2 separate regions of the Homo sapiens genome follow, and region 1 is linked to region 2. The links are chromatin contacts, found by Hi-C in ENCODE. All regions are on one chromosome and are shown on one strand. The core of a region is the stretch at or near the end of the contact, and the rest is flanking DNA. Distances in the headings are between cores, read along the strand shown. Region 1 overlaps CBSLR (CBS mRNA stabilizing lncRNA). Region 2 overlaps HMCN1 (hemicentin 1).

Region 1 (5,308 bases), core at 699-3,198, 740 kb after region 2:
ACAAAAAAACCTAGAAATTTTCAAGTTAACCTAAGATACTACCCAAAACCAAACAATATAATTAACGTTTTTTTAAAGACAAAAGAATGAATGTCTTAATTTCAAAGTAAAAACTGATTTCTGACTGCCCAGGAAAAACAAATAAAATGACTGACATCAAGTAAGAGAACAGAAAAGCAAGACGGGGGGAGAGTCTCTAAAATGAAAAGTTTTTCTGGATTCTTGGCCAGCTATTTTTAAAGGGAAATGATTTTCAAAATCCTTAGGAGTAATTTTAAGACAATTTTTAAAATAAAGGCTATGAAAGAACTGCTGGCTCTTTTGTTCCATTACTTAGTAAATTTAAAAAACTAGAAAATTGTTTTATGAATTACCAAGTGCTATCGTTTGAATGTTTGACCCTCGAAACCTCATACTGAAATTGATCCCCCCCGTCAGAGTGGGGCCTAATGGGAGGTATTTGGATCATGGAGATGTATCCCTCACAAATGGCTTGGTGTCATCCTCACAGTAGTGAGTTATTCTATCAGTTACTACAAGAATTCCAGCAAGAGTTCCCCTGAGAGCTAATTGTTAGAAAAGGACCCGACACCTTCTCCCTCTTTCTTGCTTCCTCCTCACCATGTTATCTCTACATGGTGGCTCCCCTTCACCTTGCACCATGAGTGGAAGTTTCTTGAGGCCCTAATCAGAAGCAAATGTTGCCGCCATGCTTCTTGTATTGTCTGCAGCACCGTGAGCCACATAAACCTCTTTATACGTTACCCTGCCTTAGGTATTGCTTTACAGCAACACAAAGATACCAAGTCTGTGTTTTATAAATTACCACATCAAAATAATATGCAGATCTAAGTAAATGAAATTGCCTCCAAGGTTATCTAAAGCCCTACAAGAGTGTTAAAGAAAAAAAAATTCATGACACTTATTAAAGATGGTAAGGAAGACTATTCAAGCGGGGCAGGATGGCGGGCGCTATTACAATGAGGTTTTTGTTATCAGGGGAACGAGATCAGGTTCAACTCCAAGTACAACAAGAAAAAGGGGGAATTTATAGACAGGGAGCACAGTGCAGGAGTAGGTGGATGGAAAATTGCCAAGAGAAAGCATCAAGGGTAAGGGGATTCTCTAGTTAAACAAACATAATGGGATTCTTGCTGAAGGCAGGTCAGGGTGATCTGATGTTACGTAGTGGATGGTGGAGGATGAGAATGTTGATCAGATTTTGAGGATGATCAGATATTAAGGTGGGAGATTCTGGCTAAACTGATTCAGCAGGATTCTTGCTAAAATTGGACACTTGGGGGACTTGCCCAAGGTCACAGAAGCCTGACTAAGTTTTCGTCAAGGGGAGACTCAGTAGCACAGATACAGCCCTAAAAAGGCACTATTACAGATATGGCTGTAAAAAGGCACTGTTTCTCTCATTAAGTTGGAAACCACAAGCAGGAAATGGTCTACAAACGCTGAGGTTTCCTTTCAGATCCTCCTTTCAATCCACGAGCTCAGCTGACCATGTCTTATGCAACTAAGAAAGTTTTTGTGGCAGGAACAAAAGTTAATTTAGGGATTAGGAGTATCCCAGTCTGGCTCCTGAGTCTTCTGCTACCTGAGTTATCTGTAACAAGGTCTTCAGGAAGACAAACTTATAAAGGTAAGCCACTTGGTACATTGTAAATATTCAACAAACATGAAGGCCTAATCTAAGAGCTGCAATCAGATCTGCGTGGGCACATCCCAGACTCAACTGGAGTAAGTGGAGGGGTCTAAAGAAGTGGTCTTCAAACTGGGGTACTCATAACTCTGGGGATATAAAGACCTTCCAAGGGTTCACAGGCATGGATAGCTTAAACAGAAGCAATGTTCAAATCCCCAGCTCCCACGTGTCCTCTCATAACACTGCTCTACAGAAGAGAAGTCTGCAGCGGCCTGTGGTTCCCTTTCCCACATCCTCTCTCGCAACCAAAGGCCCTGCAACCATTTTGTAAAAGAAAGGGAAGGCAAAGCCCCACTGGGACCTAAGCTTCCTGTGTGCTTGCTCCAGGGGTAAACACCTCTGGGCCACCAAGCAGAGGGACCAGGGAATGGAGATTTCGGGAGAGGTAGGGCAAGGTGAAGAAAGCCAAAGCAAGGCTCCATGCCTTTACCCTGATTTTCTCTCCCACCCTCCCCAACATTGTGTCTCTTACATTCAGAAGTGAGGTTGCACAGACATGCATGTAATCACATTTATTTTCAGTAAAAATAAATAAATAAAGTCAACTTTTTCCTGACAGAAACAGCCAGTGTAATTTGATGCAGATAATTTGCTCTATGAACAATTTCTGACCTGAGACAAATCTGAAACTCTGTGATTTTAAGGAAAAGGTATTTAAAGCACGAAGATAATACTGTTAAATAAAAATCACAAGAGGCCATTGTTTTGGACTAAGTTTCTGCACCAGGCCTCAACAGACCAGATAAAAAATCAGAATGGGATCACTCATACTAAAGTTCACTTCTACCAAACTCAAACTAAGTATTTATTTGACCTTCTGAGAAATCAGGAGAAAGAGGTAACAGCTGATTTTCCAAACAAGCCAGTTTAAATCTTCAATCAGTACGAAAAACTTCTACTTAAATCCTTACACATATAAACAGTTAAAAGTTTTAAAAAGTGGTAAGTTAAAATATAATTAGATACTATCCTTTTTTACGCAAGTAGATACAGAGGTAGTAAAACTAAAAATTTTTAATTAACAAAAAACCTAGAAATTGTCAACTTACCCAAAGATAGTACCCAAAACCGAACAATATAATTAACAATTTTTAAAGCCAAAAATGAGTGTCTTAGTTCCAAAGTAAAAACTGATTTCTGACTGCCCAGGAAAAACAAAATGACTGACATCAGGTAAGAGAACAGAAAAGCAAGAGAGAGGAAGATTCTCTAAAATGAAAAGGTTTTCTGGATTCTTGGCCAGCTACTTTTAAAAGGAAATGTTTTTCAAAATACTTAGGAGTAGTTTCAAGACAATTTATCTTTTTTTCTTTTTTTAAATAAAGGCTATGTAAGAACTGTTGGATCTTTTGTTTCATTACTTAGTAAATTTGAAAAAACACACACACACACAAAAGAAGTAGCCTGATGTTAACTAATCAGTTCTCTGTCTCTTTTTTTCTTTTTTCTTTTTTCTTTTTTTTTTAACAGGGGTTCTTGCTCTGTCACGCAGGCTGGAGTGCAGTGGCATGATCGTAGCTTGCTGTAGCCTAGAACTCTTGGCTTCAAGTGATCCTCCCACCTCAACCTCCTGGGTAGCTGGGATTATAGATGGGAGCCACATTTTTTTCTATTATTCTGCTTCCCTGTCCTGCCTTACAGAAAAGTAGCTGTGGAATGACTAATATCCTCTTTGCTCTCTTCGTTTCTGCTTTCTTCAGCCGTCCTCTGCCTACAAAGCTAACTCCTTCTGCTCAGCTCATCAGAACACTTATTATATTTTATGGAATGAAGTGTTGCCCAATTCTAGAACTACAATACAGCCAACTGAGCTATTTAAACTGTTTGTTGTAATTTTGTCTGTTGACAACATAAAATAGATCCTTTACACAATATGTTCATGTTGACTTGAAAATCTGCAAAGAGATACTAAGTTTTACAAGTCTTTTAAAGCTTTTGAGAGCAAAAACTTTGAAGACTATTGGTCTAAGGAACTTAACTGAAAGGTCTACACCAGCTTATACACACGATTTAATGACAAGCACAGGTCTTCTTAAGGAAAAGGTGATTTTGAATGGAGTTAGATTGTTCCCAGCCCAATCTTCAGGAAGCTGTGTCCCTGTCAGGGGAAAAATGGCTTACAAATAGTGCTGGTAAAAAACATGGAGCCACATCACCCAGATATCTGTGGGAAACATCTCAAACCAGCACAGTTTTCAGACAGACAAATGAGGGGTGAAGGACTAGCATCATTATAGTGCCTATGCCAAGAGCCACAGGGCACCAGAAATACCACAAGGTAGCCAGAGAGACCACAGAAATTCAAATCGCTGTCTGACAAACCTTGGGAACCTTCTGCATTAGTTGGGAGAAGTTGTGGGGAGCAGGATGCATGTGGTTCTAGCTCCCTCTATTTCATCCAATCTGTAGGATTAGCATCTCATTGCTGTTCTTGATAGCTCATTGGGCATGGCCTGGGGAAATGCAGGTAACACTTTAGATAAAATGTCTAGAAGTCATTGAATAGTCAATCCCTTTCTTCATTGTCTCCACCTCCAGCCTCCCTCTCTTCCCAATCAAATATGAGGAAACTGAGGCCCAACAAAGTTGAACTGTCAAAAGTTCTGAGGCAGTGCCTGGTCAAAATGAGAAAGGAACACAGACATTTCCATTTCTGTTTCTACTCAGCTCTCCTAATTTCAAGTCCAGAATTTTAGCCACAAACCAGACACTACTGCAAATAAACTCCCAGAAGGACATTACTTTGTATTTTTCTCAAGTTGATTTTTATGTCATTTGGCTAAGACACAGAATTGGATGTGGACAACAAGCTGCGTGTGAAGTTGTAACTCTTCCTGAATCACCAGGTGCACCACTCCACTTGGGCAGCAGCTCACCCATCAATAGGACAAGCCCTACTAGGAGATGGTGGCAGGGATTTGTCTGGATGCTGTGTGATCAACAACGACACAACAAGTACTGGTTTTCTTCCTTCATTCCCAGTCTAGTATACCTCCTCTTGATAGTGTCACCTGTTGTAGGGACTCTGGGAGATCCCTATGGGTAACAGAGGCCCCATTTGTAAAAGGAAAGAAAATTATTTATATTGAGAACTTCATCAAGAATTTTCAGTACTGCTTGGCAAAGTACAGATTAATTAACATGAATTTGTTAATTCATGTTATTAACATGAATAAGAAAGACCAACTATACAATCTCCAGCAGAAATTCTCATACAGACACTATACAAAATTTGAAGACGTACACTTCATGTGCTAAAAGATATTTGTAGACTTCTTTGTCAAGGACTCCTTTCTATGGGGTCCCGGGTTGTACCACATTTCTGCAAAGTTCACACTTCTAATCTAAATCAACGTTACTTGGCTCCCTTGTACACCAGTTTCTTCTAGACCTATAGGGTTACATACATTCTGCACAATTTGACAAAATCTTGTGAATCATTCTATTTCTCAAATTTTTGTTTCTGATCCAATCCAGCTCACAGCACCCTTTACAACTTAACATACTTCCAAGTATAACTTAGAAAGGGGATGGAAACTACAAGGATGGGGAGCTTCACACATTTCCCCCAGATAAGGCAGATATTGCTCATCA
Region 2 (5,100 bases), core at 1,640-4,139:
CACCAGAACTTTGGGAAAATAAATTTCTGTTCTTTAAGCCACACAGTCTCTGGTCGTGTTAAAGCAGCCTGAGCAGACCAAGACAGTGGCCACTTGATATTTTTGAGGAGGGCGTGAAGGTTTAAGAGAATCACTATAGTGTAGACACAAAACGACAAGTCGCAATCAGTATGGAGGGCTCAGTTCAAGCTGGTACTATGAATTTATAATGACATCAATATTCCTGCCTTCAAGATTTCCTTCAGCCATGGTGAGCTACCTAAGTGCAGGTAGCGTACAGATGTGGAATTTAGTGAGAGGCATTAGAGAGAAGCAGGTATAAAACTTATGGAATAAACTGCCTACATTGAAATCCTGGTGCAGCATTTGCAAGCTGTGTAATTTTGAGCATGTTACTTAATCTCACCGAGCCTCGCCTTTTTCACCTCCAGGGGAGGCATAAAATGGTAGCAAGCACATATGGTTATTGAGATAATGAAGTGAAATAACCTATATAAAACATTTGGCACAGCACCTGGTAGGTTTCAAGCAGTCAGTTTGTTGTCCTTGTTGTTATATGCAACAAGGACATATAACATATGTTATATGTTGCTCAGCTTTTACTGAGCAAGAGTGATGAGAAGATATGGGCTAAGAGAAGTGACTGAAATGCTGTTCCACAAAAATTAAGCTGGCCATGAAGGAAAGTGAAAAGAGCTAAAACCTAAGATGCCAACAGACTGAAGGAGTACAAAAGAAGCAAGCAGAGTTGTAGAGGGAGATAACAAATGGTATTGTTTTACATGAAAATAATTTACATTATTTCCCCTCAAATGAATTTTCCAACATTTAAGTAATGAGTTCCTGATTGCAGTCAGGAACTCAAGACATCATTAACTGGTGAAAGAAGAAACACATTTCTGAACTCCAATCCTTATTGGTAAAACACTAGTGATTACTTCCTCACAAGTCACTGTCCCACTTCAGGTGTTTCTACTGTACATTGCAAAGAGGCAATGATTATGAAGAAAATATAATAAACATGCAGAAAACATTTATTTAGCAACTACCACAACTATAGACACCATTCTAGGTTTAGGGAGACCAAGATAAGTAAGATATGGCCATCTGTCTAGAGCACTTACAATAAAGTTATGGGATAGAGGCATAGATACAGATATATGAAGATAACACAAGGCAACATATGGAACTGCTACAATTGGGGTATTTACAAGATGCTTTTCTGACATAGAGAAGGAAAAATGAATTTTGCCTTGAGCAATCAGGAAAACTAATCAGTATTTTATTTTCCAATATTTACTGCACTTTACAGATTAGAATGTGTGCTTTCACAATGATTATGTTTGTTTAATTAATTCATTCTTCCTGAGAATTCATAACACATGTGTTCCTGCTCTGGTTAGATTTATCCATTCAAAAAACTTCAAGGACACTTATTAAGCATCTACAGTGTGTTACTCACTGTGCTAAGAACGGGAATTAAAAAGATAAAAGTGTTTTAAATATCTATTACACAAACACCAAATACTGCTAGATACCAATACTCACTACATATCACACCAAAGAAGAATATTTATCATACTACATAAAAGTCCTTTAGAAGGCAGAAATTTTTCATGACATTTCAAATTTCAGTTACTTCCAAAATGAGCTAGAATTTTATGTGTGTATTATGTATGTAAAGGAGATCTTTTATAATGATTATCCACCATTTCCAAGTTAATATTCTGGAGGCACCAGCATCTCACAAAATAAAACTACTCTTTTGCAGTAGATATTCAACTACTTTTTTTTTTTTTTTTTTAGCAAAAAGTGGTATTTATGGAGTGTCTAGCATGTATTTAAAAGAGTTTGATGAATGAATTAGGTGTGCTGGTGGTTTTAAAGGAATTATTTAACTCCACAAAGTGACTTTTTCTTCTCCAGGGAGTATATTAGTTACTAGAGGACATAGCTCAACATGAATTCTGCACTTAAGGACAGAAACCAATTCCAATCATGACTAGTGGATAGATTTTTATGAGTAGGAGACCTGTATTTGCTTCTAACTTCATAAACTTGTAATCATTAATATTTTAAATTCTGATTTTCCTTTCAAATATGCAGGAGTAGTTATTTTCTCTTGAGACACTGAAGTAATATAAAAACTGTGTTCCTGGAAGTTTTATGCTTTATAAATCCTACTAGCCATCGTGGAAAGAAAGAAGAGAGGGGATTGAATGAGTATAGGCTCCTCACATTGTTTAAGTTAAAAAATACAAAATAAGCCTACATAATCTAAAACAGAAATTTTCTGCTTTTCCAAGCATACCCTAACAGATGGTTTTGGAACTGAGCTCTTACCATGAACATTGAGGTTAAAATATTTTTTGGCACTCCCAGCTGTGTTCTCAGCAACACACACATACCTGCCGATATCTGTTATTTGAGTATTCAGAATCTAAGGGAAAAATGAAGAAATTCCAAATAAAATTTTGAATAAAGCAACTTGTCATATTTGTCTATTTTTTAGAATAAATAATATATATTATTTCTATTTAATACCAGATAGAAAAAAATGTTGTACATACTAGTGCTGATGCTAGCTTTTATTAGGTAAATCAAATAAATATTTACTAAGATTTTTAATCAGGAGAGGTAATTCTATACATATTTGTGGTATGTTGACTAGAAAAAAAATGTCCCAAATTATTCTCCCATTTCTCTCTCTCTGCCTCTGGCATTGTGACTTTGACACCCCTCCCATCAGGAAGTAGAATTTGTGTTGGTCTTGTGACTGGCTTTGGTCAACAGAGCGTGACGGAAGTGACTGTCATTTCAAAACTGAAGCCTGTTCACTCGTGCTCACTCTTTTGGAACTCTGCCAGCACCATGTGAGGAAGCCAGGATTAGCCTGCTGGAGGGTAGAGATCACTTGGGGAGGAATCATCACAGTTTATTGCAACTTAGGCCCCAGATATGTGTGCGATCCCAGCCAAGGCCACATCCGGAAGAATCATCTAGCAAACCAGCAGGCTTGTGAGCTAAATAAATGCTTACTGTTTCAAGTCATTAAGTTTTGGAGTGGTTTGTTTTATGCAGCTAATATAACAATTATGTTTTCTTCATTTTATTACATAGAAATTTCTATCCAACTATATATCTTTTGGACTTGGACACAGAACCATTGAAGTATTTTGGTAGAGGTTATATGATTATCACATAGAAATAGTCACAATATTTAGAAGATACTTTGAAAATTTAAGGTTATTTATAAGTAATAAACCTCTTTCTCTTTTGAATAAGGAATTCCATGAGATATGTCCTATGTTGGATACACTGAAGGTTATGCTTGGATTCTTGAGCCAATAGAATATTATTTATTTTGCTCAAGAAGTAATTTATCAAATTGTATCCTAACAAAAGAATTGGTATTATTTCTACAAGTGCTTTTCTTTCAGGACATGTGAAAAGAAGAATATGGACACACCATTGGTAAACAACAATCCAGGATATGTATGTGATTTTCATAATTTTTATTATTATCAACCTTTTGCCTACATACAAATTTAAATATATAGGGAACTTCCTACCATTTAGAATTTTACCAACAGAAATATATAATGGAAAGGACTGCAATAATGATTTGTTTATAATACAATTTTTATCAGAAAGGCCATATTGTAGTCAATTGAGGTGTGTGTAGAACATTTCTGGAAAAATCCACACAAAACTATTAACAGTGGTAACCTCTGGTAGTGGGAATAGAATGAGGAAGAAGAATTTTATTATATATACCTTTGATGGTTGGTTATTTTTACAAATATAATATTTACAAGCTAATAAAAATTATTTTTAAAAGTCAAAAACAATTATTACAAAGTGCAAAGTCAAATAGCTCTTTTAAAATTAGATCTTTCTTTACTTTTACCTGCAGAATTCGTCCATTAGATAGAAATTTATGATGGTCATCTTCTAGCAAGGGCTGTCCATCTTTCTGCCAGGAATTCCTTGGTGCTGGGCTGCCACTGGATAAACACTCTATCAGTGCACTCTTGTTCACCAGCACGGTGACCTCTTCAGGGAGATCACTATTTGCTCCCTTGATAATTGGCGGCACTAACAAAGGATTGCAACAAAGGGAGAAAAATGGGCAACAGTCTTTTCTAAATCATGCTAATTTTCTGACAGCTTTAAAAACTTTGGGATAATAATAGAGAAGCAAAACTTGAAGGAGAAACTATATGATCCCCAGGTAACATTTTATACTAATAAATTGGGGTGGTGAAAACAGTATTTGAATTTGGCTTTATTCTCTTCCCTCTCTTCACTTATGCTAGACTAATCCCTCAGATAGTATCATTCCCCTTTAGCCCAATCTCAATTCTTCTCCAATATATCTTTTACTTCTCTCTCAGCCCCTCCCACTATACCTTCTGAGTTTTCAAGCAGACATATAAGAAGCATCTGTATAAATAGATATTTAAGTCTATATGGTCATCCAGAGGGGACAGAAAAATTACACCTTTTAAAGTGTAATTGAAATGTTCAGATTTGGCCTTATTTGGAAAGGAATTGCCTGGGTGATTCAAAGTGTGTTTCCCAGCCTCAGCACCAGTGGTATCAGCATCAGCATCATCTGCGAGCTTGGTTAAAAATGCAAATTCTTGGGCCCCAACTAACTTCAATAGGCATCTCTGAGAAGGGGCCAATAAATCTGTGTCTTAACAAGCTCTTCAGGTGATCTTTATGTATGCTAAAGTTTGAGAAGTCCCACTCTAGATTTTTCTACATGTGTTCATTCTTGTTGAAAACAATACTATAGAATCCAGCTACACATTAGTTATGAAAAATCACGTTACCCATAGAATTTTAAAAATGAAAATGTTAAATGAACTAGGAACACATGTTGACTGCTTTGGTAAATGTAGAAATTGATTTTTAAAATAATCATTTTTGTTTTGAAAGCTTATTTCCCCCCCACTTTAAAAATATACCTTATCTTTAGCAATCAGTGAAGACTGCAAGTTGATGTAGATGCTATCTTGTGGTATCTGGGTTTCCAACAACTAAACTGAAAGTTTGTAAAGAAAATACTCAATGCCACAAAGCACACAATAG

What was found. Hi-C counts contacts between places; a loop is a spot of excess contacts on that map. Pooled maps may share reads with other maps.
Region 1: a loop to region 2 is called in a pooled map, with 14 times the contacts of the local background. The contact joins two enhancer-like sites. A Hi-C loop is called at or near these places in 4 of 37 single-sample maps with no recorded cell type and 4 of 50 pooled maps.

What each region holds. Positions count from the first base shown.
Region 1 is chr1:185,335,536-185,340,843 of GRCh38, reverse strand. The region is part of intron 1 of CBSLR (CBS mRNA stabilizing lncRNA); the gene reads right to left. Among named protein-coding and RNA genes, the nearest start is that of CBSLR, 21 kb to the right of the region's middle. Within about 2 kb of position 1,948, at least 12 of the 41 ENCODE cell types and tissues checked have a DNase peak (open chromatin) inside an H3K27ac peak, as active enhancers do.
Region 2 is chr1:186,080,205-186,085,304 of GRCh38, reverse strand. It overlaps HMCN1 (hemicentin 1), which reads right to left. Exons shown (of 107, transcript NM_031935.3): 56 at 3,911-4,098; 57 at 2,344-2,440. Among named protein-coding and RNA genes, the nearest start is that of PRG4, 210 kb to the left of the region's middle. Within about 2 kb of position 2,889, at least 10 of the 41 ENCODE cell types and tissues checked have a DNase peak (open chromatin) inside an H3K27ac peak, as active enhancers do.